Linked DNA regions of Homo sapiens: region 1 is linked to region 2. Evidence: chromatin loops called from intact Hi-C (ENCODE). Cell type or tissue: gastrocnemius medialis. All regions are shown on one strand. Links, peaks and the distances in the headings refer to the core of each region. The heading gives the core; the rest is flanking DNA.

Region 1 (2,806 bases), core at 267-2,766, 54 kb before region 2:
CAAAGTTTTTTCTAGTTTGCCATTTACCTTTTAACTTTTTAGAAATATATTCAAGTTTTCTACAATTTTACAGTCAAATCTATAAATATTTATGATTCCTGCCTTTTGTTTCAAATTTAGAGAAGCCTCCCCTACTTCAAGAGAACATACATTTTCACAAAAATTTTCTTCCACACTTCCACCCCCTCGGTCTGTTTTTGATGGTAATGCGAATTGTCACCTTTTCTGCATCTTCCTGAGTATTTTAGTGTAGATTTGGGAAAGGCTCCTTTGGAAGCTATGGGCCATATGTTATATTAAATGAGAAGTCCTAGAAAATTATCTTGAATGCCTTGAAGTGGATGTATTAATAGAAAGTGACTTGGATTTACTCTGGGCCATCCCATTGAACAGAGCTAGCCCCATAGGTAGAAACAATGGGGAAACAAATTTCATCAGAAAGAATTGAAGGATGCAAGTTTCAACAACACAACGGGCTGCCCCAGAGACTAATGCTCCAGGTAACTAATGTTACCAAACACGGATAAGACAAATTAACCACTAGGCCAGGACACAGGGGATTCCTGTAGCAGATCAATGGTTCTCAAACTTGAGCATCAGAATCACCTAGAAGGTTTGTTAAAGCACAGCTTGCTGAACCCATGCTCGGAGTTTCTGATTCAGAAGTTCTGGGGTGGAGCCTGGGAATTAGCATTTCTAACAAACTCCCATGTGATGCTGATGCTGCTGGTCTGGGGATTACACTTTGAAAACCAGTAAGATAAGGAACCAAACAAACTTCAGAGTACCTCTCACCCTGAGAGTCTGGGGTCCTAGGCAATATTTCTATACTGCTTTGGCCACCAAGCCGCCCCTTTTCTATATTTCTCCATAGAGCACCTATTGACACAACTGGAGAATAACTAGTCTACCTTAAATCTAAATATTAAGCCTCAGTGAGTTGTGAAGAAATCTCCCATCTTCACATATTCTGTTCCTAGATTACTAATTTCAAACACAGAAACATAAGGGAATTCAGAGATCAGAGCGTGGACTCCAGTGGTTTTCAATGTGTTTGCACATTGTTATCACCTAGAGAGCTTTCAAGGTCCCCCCCTAAAGGTTCTGTTTAATTGTTCTGTGATGAGGTCTGGGCACTTATAGGATCACCTGGGAATCACAAAGCCTCCCCAGGTGATTCTAATGGGCATCTAAGGTTGAGAAGCAGTGAGGTGGTCCAATTCCCTCTTTTTCACTCAGGGCAGCATCTTCTCTTTCCTTTTTGAAACAATTTAAAGGCAACTCCCCATGTTCCTTCAGAAACCCCAAGAGTAAGATAGGCTGATCACACTCTTCATGGGCTTTTAACAGTCCCTTTCCTATCAGGAAGATGGTTAATCTAGACTGAGGCTGCCATGTCATTGCTACTGCTTGAGTAAAGAAGATGGAAAAGAGAAAATAGAACTCAGCCTCATATGTCTTTTCTGGATGGAATTCAATCATCTACCAACCAGCCTGAGCCCTCCCCAGTCACTTTTACTCCAAATCGAACTCCATCCCACTTCACGTGCTCCCAGAGAACCCACTGGGTTTGGATGTCATCTGTTTTCAGATCTGGCATCAGGAGGCCGGTACATTCCATTACTATCTGCAAGAACAAAATACTAAAGCTCACTCAGGGCTTGTTTTGCAAGCCTGGATCTCCTTGCAACCAGAAGAGACCCAGGGAAACACACACGTAAATGTACATAAACAATGTTTGAAACTCATCTGAAGCCTCAGAGGTTGTGAAATCCTCCCCAGCTGTTTCCAATAAGGGCGTGAGGCCAGTCACATGGGCACCATGTCTCCCTACTGTCGCAGAGGCGAGAATAGCCTGGGCAGGTTATCCTCCAGGAGAGAGGTTATCCTCTGCCCAGTCCTTCTAAAGCAGATAAGCCTCCTGTAGCAGGCCTCAGAGAAAGTGTCTGCACTCTTGCATTCTCTCTCCTCTCTTCTCTCTCCTTCACATTTCCTGCATTCCCTCTTTCTTCTAACCCCTTTCCTTTTTTTCTTTTCCCTGTTCACTGCCAATTTCTAAGGCCTGCCATGGCTGCTTTCCCTCAACAAAAACCAATTGCACTCCCACTAAGAATCCATTTCTGGGCTGAGCACTAGGGATATCCATTAGCAGAGGACTAAACTCTGGCTTCCAGGAGTTCATGTATGTATGTATGTATGTATGGTGTGCAAGAGAAGAGAGTGTCATGCACTGTATGAACTGCAAATGTTTACAGAAGCATAAACCCATTCACAGTAACTTGGGGTAATGATGATCTCCATTTTAAAGAACAGAAATTGAGGCTCAGGGAAAATTACTAACTTTTCCAAGGACACACAGCTGGTAAGGAGGTCTGGGGCTTGAATTTAGGACTTTCAGACTTGAAAGTCAACACTAGGGATTCCTGAACTCCTTCATGCATTCAACCCATAGTTGTTAGATGTCTTCTAAGAGCCAATGAGCACTGTATTAGTGCTTGATATTCAAGATTAATGAATGAGCCCTGTCCCTGCCCTCGAGGAACAGGGACAAACAGGAAGCTCCCAAACACTGCCTGGTGTGAAAGGCTCTGTGATGGAGCTGAGCACATGAGGTGTGGGAGCTATACCCAGGAAAGGCATCTCACCAGCCTTGGAGTCCAAATGCCTTCTTGAATGGACATTTAAGCTAAGACAAGAAGGGGGAATGGAGTTGGGGAGGTAGAATATTCTAGTGACAGGGAAGCTTGCATACAGATCTGCAGGTGAGACTGTGGCTCCTTCAGGGAGACACAAGGAGCAGGGTACA
Region 2 (2,806 bases), core at 265-2,764:
AGTAAAAACGAAAAGTGATCCTATCACTATGTCTTAGTGTGATTAGTTTTTTTAAAAAATTTAACTTCCTTAGCAATTTAGCAATAGGGAGGAAAAAAGCAACATCATTAACCTGATAAAGTGTATCTACCACGAACCTACAGGAAATATACTTAACATAAAATATTTTTAAATATTACCTTTACAATCAAAAAGAAAAAGATTCCAACCATCAGTGTTATTGTCCACCTTTGGTCCTAGCCAGTGCAATAAAACAAATGAAAGGAAAAAGTAATTATAATTATCAGGAAGAAAAAACTGATTTGAATATAATTTACTATCTAAAAATTCCATGGAATCAACTTAAAAATTATTAGAACTAATAAGAGTTGTCCAGGTACATGGAAAACACTATCAATGATCAGTTAGGAAACAAGTTATTCATTCATTCATAATAGAAAAAATTATATATATATGTGTGCATGTGTGTGTATAAATTAACCAGAAATTAACTATAAATAAACCTAACAAAAAATGTGCAAAACTTATGGAAAGACAACTATAAAACTTTAATGAAATATTCTTAATGGAGAACTATACTACATTCTTGAATGGAAAGAGTTAATATTGAAAAGAATTCAGTTCTCTCTCAATCTACAAACTCAACTCGTGCCAATTAAAAAAAAAACTAGTAAGATGTCTACTTTCAAATGCTGATTCTAAGTTTTAATTAGAAAAGAAAATGGACAACTATAGTTAATATATGATGATAGAACAGTTTTCAGAAACAGACCTGTAAATAAATGGAAGTTTAGTTTATCATAATAATAGCATTTCCAAAACTAATTCTTTAATAAACGACTAAGTAGTTGGGAAAAACAAGATGAAATTCCTATCTCTGCTACATACAAAAATAAATTCCAAATGGATTAAATAAAAGCAAATGCATGCCAAGTTTTCTTGCTTCTAATTAACAGTGACAGTATCCCTTAGTAACACTGCCTTATGAATGGAAGTTTCTTATAATCTTGCCAATCAGAGAGATCTCATCTCCCAGAAAAGAGTGGAGAGAGAAATAGAAGGGCTGAAAGGAGTTGTCTTCTCTCTAATTAAGGCAGGAATAAGGAGAAAAAAAGAAAAAGGGTCCTTCCGCTGCCCATACTCTGATACTACAGTAGAACATATATTATTGTAACCTCTCCACTAACAATCTCATGCGTAGGGTGCCTCTCACATAGTAATCAGTGAAAAAACTATTAATAGTTATAAGTAATGAGTAAATAAACTTATAAATGAAGAATCTCAATGTTTCTAAATGCTTAAGCAAATCAACAATAGACATGGAAGCTATGTATGGGACAATGTTTTCTTTCAGGAGCCAAAGGTAATAAACAAATTCCCATTTTCCTATTGCCTTTGTGGAAATATTCAAAGTGCTGACTCTCACTGGGTGGTATTGAATGAATTCCTCTGAAAATTCATTAACTTTGTCAATTTACTGGATTACTTTTCAACGCATGCACATTCTTCCACAATCTATGTCTGTTGAGGTTAAGTCCTTTTTGCATTTGGCTTGAGAGGAAAAATAAGAATCGATGCCAAGAACTTGGGGTAGGTGCCAGAAGAAAAAACAGTGCCAGCCCTGGCAGTCGTCAGAAGACTGAACTCCAGTTTGTCTCATCCGTTTATCAAGTGTTCTGTCACAGGACCGGATCCCCTGCCATTCTTTGAATGCGTAGAGCAAGACTCAATGGTTGGGTCATGGCTCACTGAGGAAACAGTAAGATTCCAGAATCAAGAGTCAGGCTGTTGTGATAACTATTAATGCGTCATAAACAAGGCAGCTGTTGATCTGTAGATTTATGTTCTGATATTTCACAACTGCCAGAAAGGGCTTTGTTCAGTCTATGAGGAGGAGGTCTCCTCTCTTCTGCCCGCTAAGCATGTGATCTGTTAATTCAGTCACAACTACTGCTGGCATTACTAGTAGATTATAGAAACTGATGCTCACTTTATTTTTTCCTTCTTTTTTAATTAGTGCTTTATTTTTTGAAACAGTTTTAGGTTTACAGAAAAATTGAGGACGTAATGCAGAGTTCTTACATCCCCTATTCCCTGCACACAGTTTTTCCTGTTGCTAACATCTTCCATTGGTGTGGTACATTTGTTACAACTGATGAATCAAAACTGACACATTATTATTTACTTTTTTCTTTTTGAGACAGGGCCTTGCTCTGTCACCCACGCTGGAGTGCAGTGGCACAATCATGGCTCACTGTAACCTCAACCTCCTGGGCTCAAGCATCCTCCCACCTCAGTCTCCCAAGTAGCTAGGACTACAGGCACATACCACCGCACCTGGCTAATTTTTGTATTTTTTTGTAGAGAAGGGGTTTCACCATGTTACCCAGACTGATCTTGAACTCCTGGGCTCAAGCAATCTGCCCCCCTCAGCCTCCCAAAGTGTTGGGATTACAGGCATCAGCCACCACACCCAGCCCACATTATTATTTACCAACGTTCATAGTCTAGTACATTAGAGTTCACTCTGTGTTGTACAGTTCTGTGGGTTTTGACATACGCACACACATCCACGTATCGTACAGAATACTTCCACTGCCCTAAGTATCCCCTGCACTTCACCTATTCATCCATCCTCCTCCTCTCCCACAAACCCTGTAAACCCCTAATCTTTTTTTTTTTCAGACAAGGTCTTGCTATGTCACCCAGGCTGGAGTGCAGTGGCCCAATCATGGCTCCCTGCAGCCTCAACCTCATGGGCTTAAGCAATCCTCCCACCTCAGCCTCCCAAGGAGCTGGGGCCACA

What was found. Peaks named below come from ENCODE experiments on the same cell type or tissue, not always from the same donor. Only the 100,000 strongest peaks of a DNase experiment are listed, where the experiment ranks them.
Region 1: a loop joins it to region 2, with 2.9 times the contacts of the local background. A loop is called at or near these places in 1 of 110 quality-filtered maps.

What each region holds. Positions count from the first base shown.
Region 1 is chr2:69,198,568-69,201,373 of GRCh38, forward strand. All of the region lies in intron 17 of ANTXR1 (ANTXR cell adhesion molecule 1), which reads left to right. It overlaps LOC124906019 (a long non-coding RNA gene), which reads left to right. Exons shown (of 2, transcript XR_007086799.1): 1 at 1-2,806. Among named protein-coding and RNA genes, the nearest start is that of MIR3126, 96 kb to the left of the region's middle. In gastrocnemius medialis, for the core only: no CTCF peak of the experiment used is centred there; a DNase peak (open chromatin) is centred at 1,734; H3K27ac peaks cover 304 bases.
Region 2 is chr2:69,252,363-69,255,168 of GRCh38, forward strand. It overlaps the pseudogene LOC100421347. Among named protein-coding and RNA genes, the nearest start is that of GFPT1, 130 kb to the right of the region's middle. In gastrocnemius medialis, for the core only: no CTCF peak of the experiment used is centred there; a DNase peak (open chromatin) is centred at 1,699; H3K27me3 peaks cover 100 bases.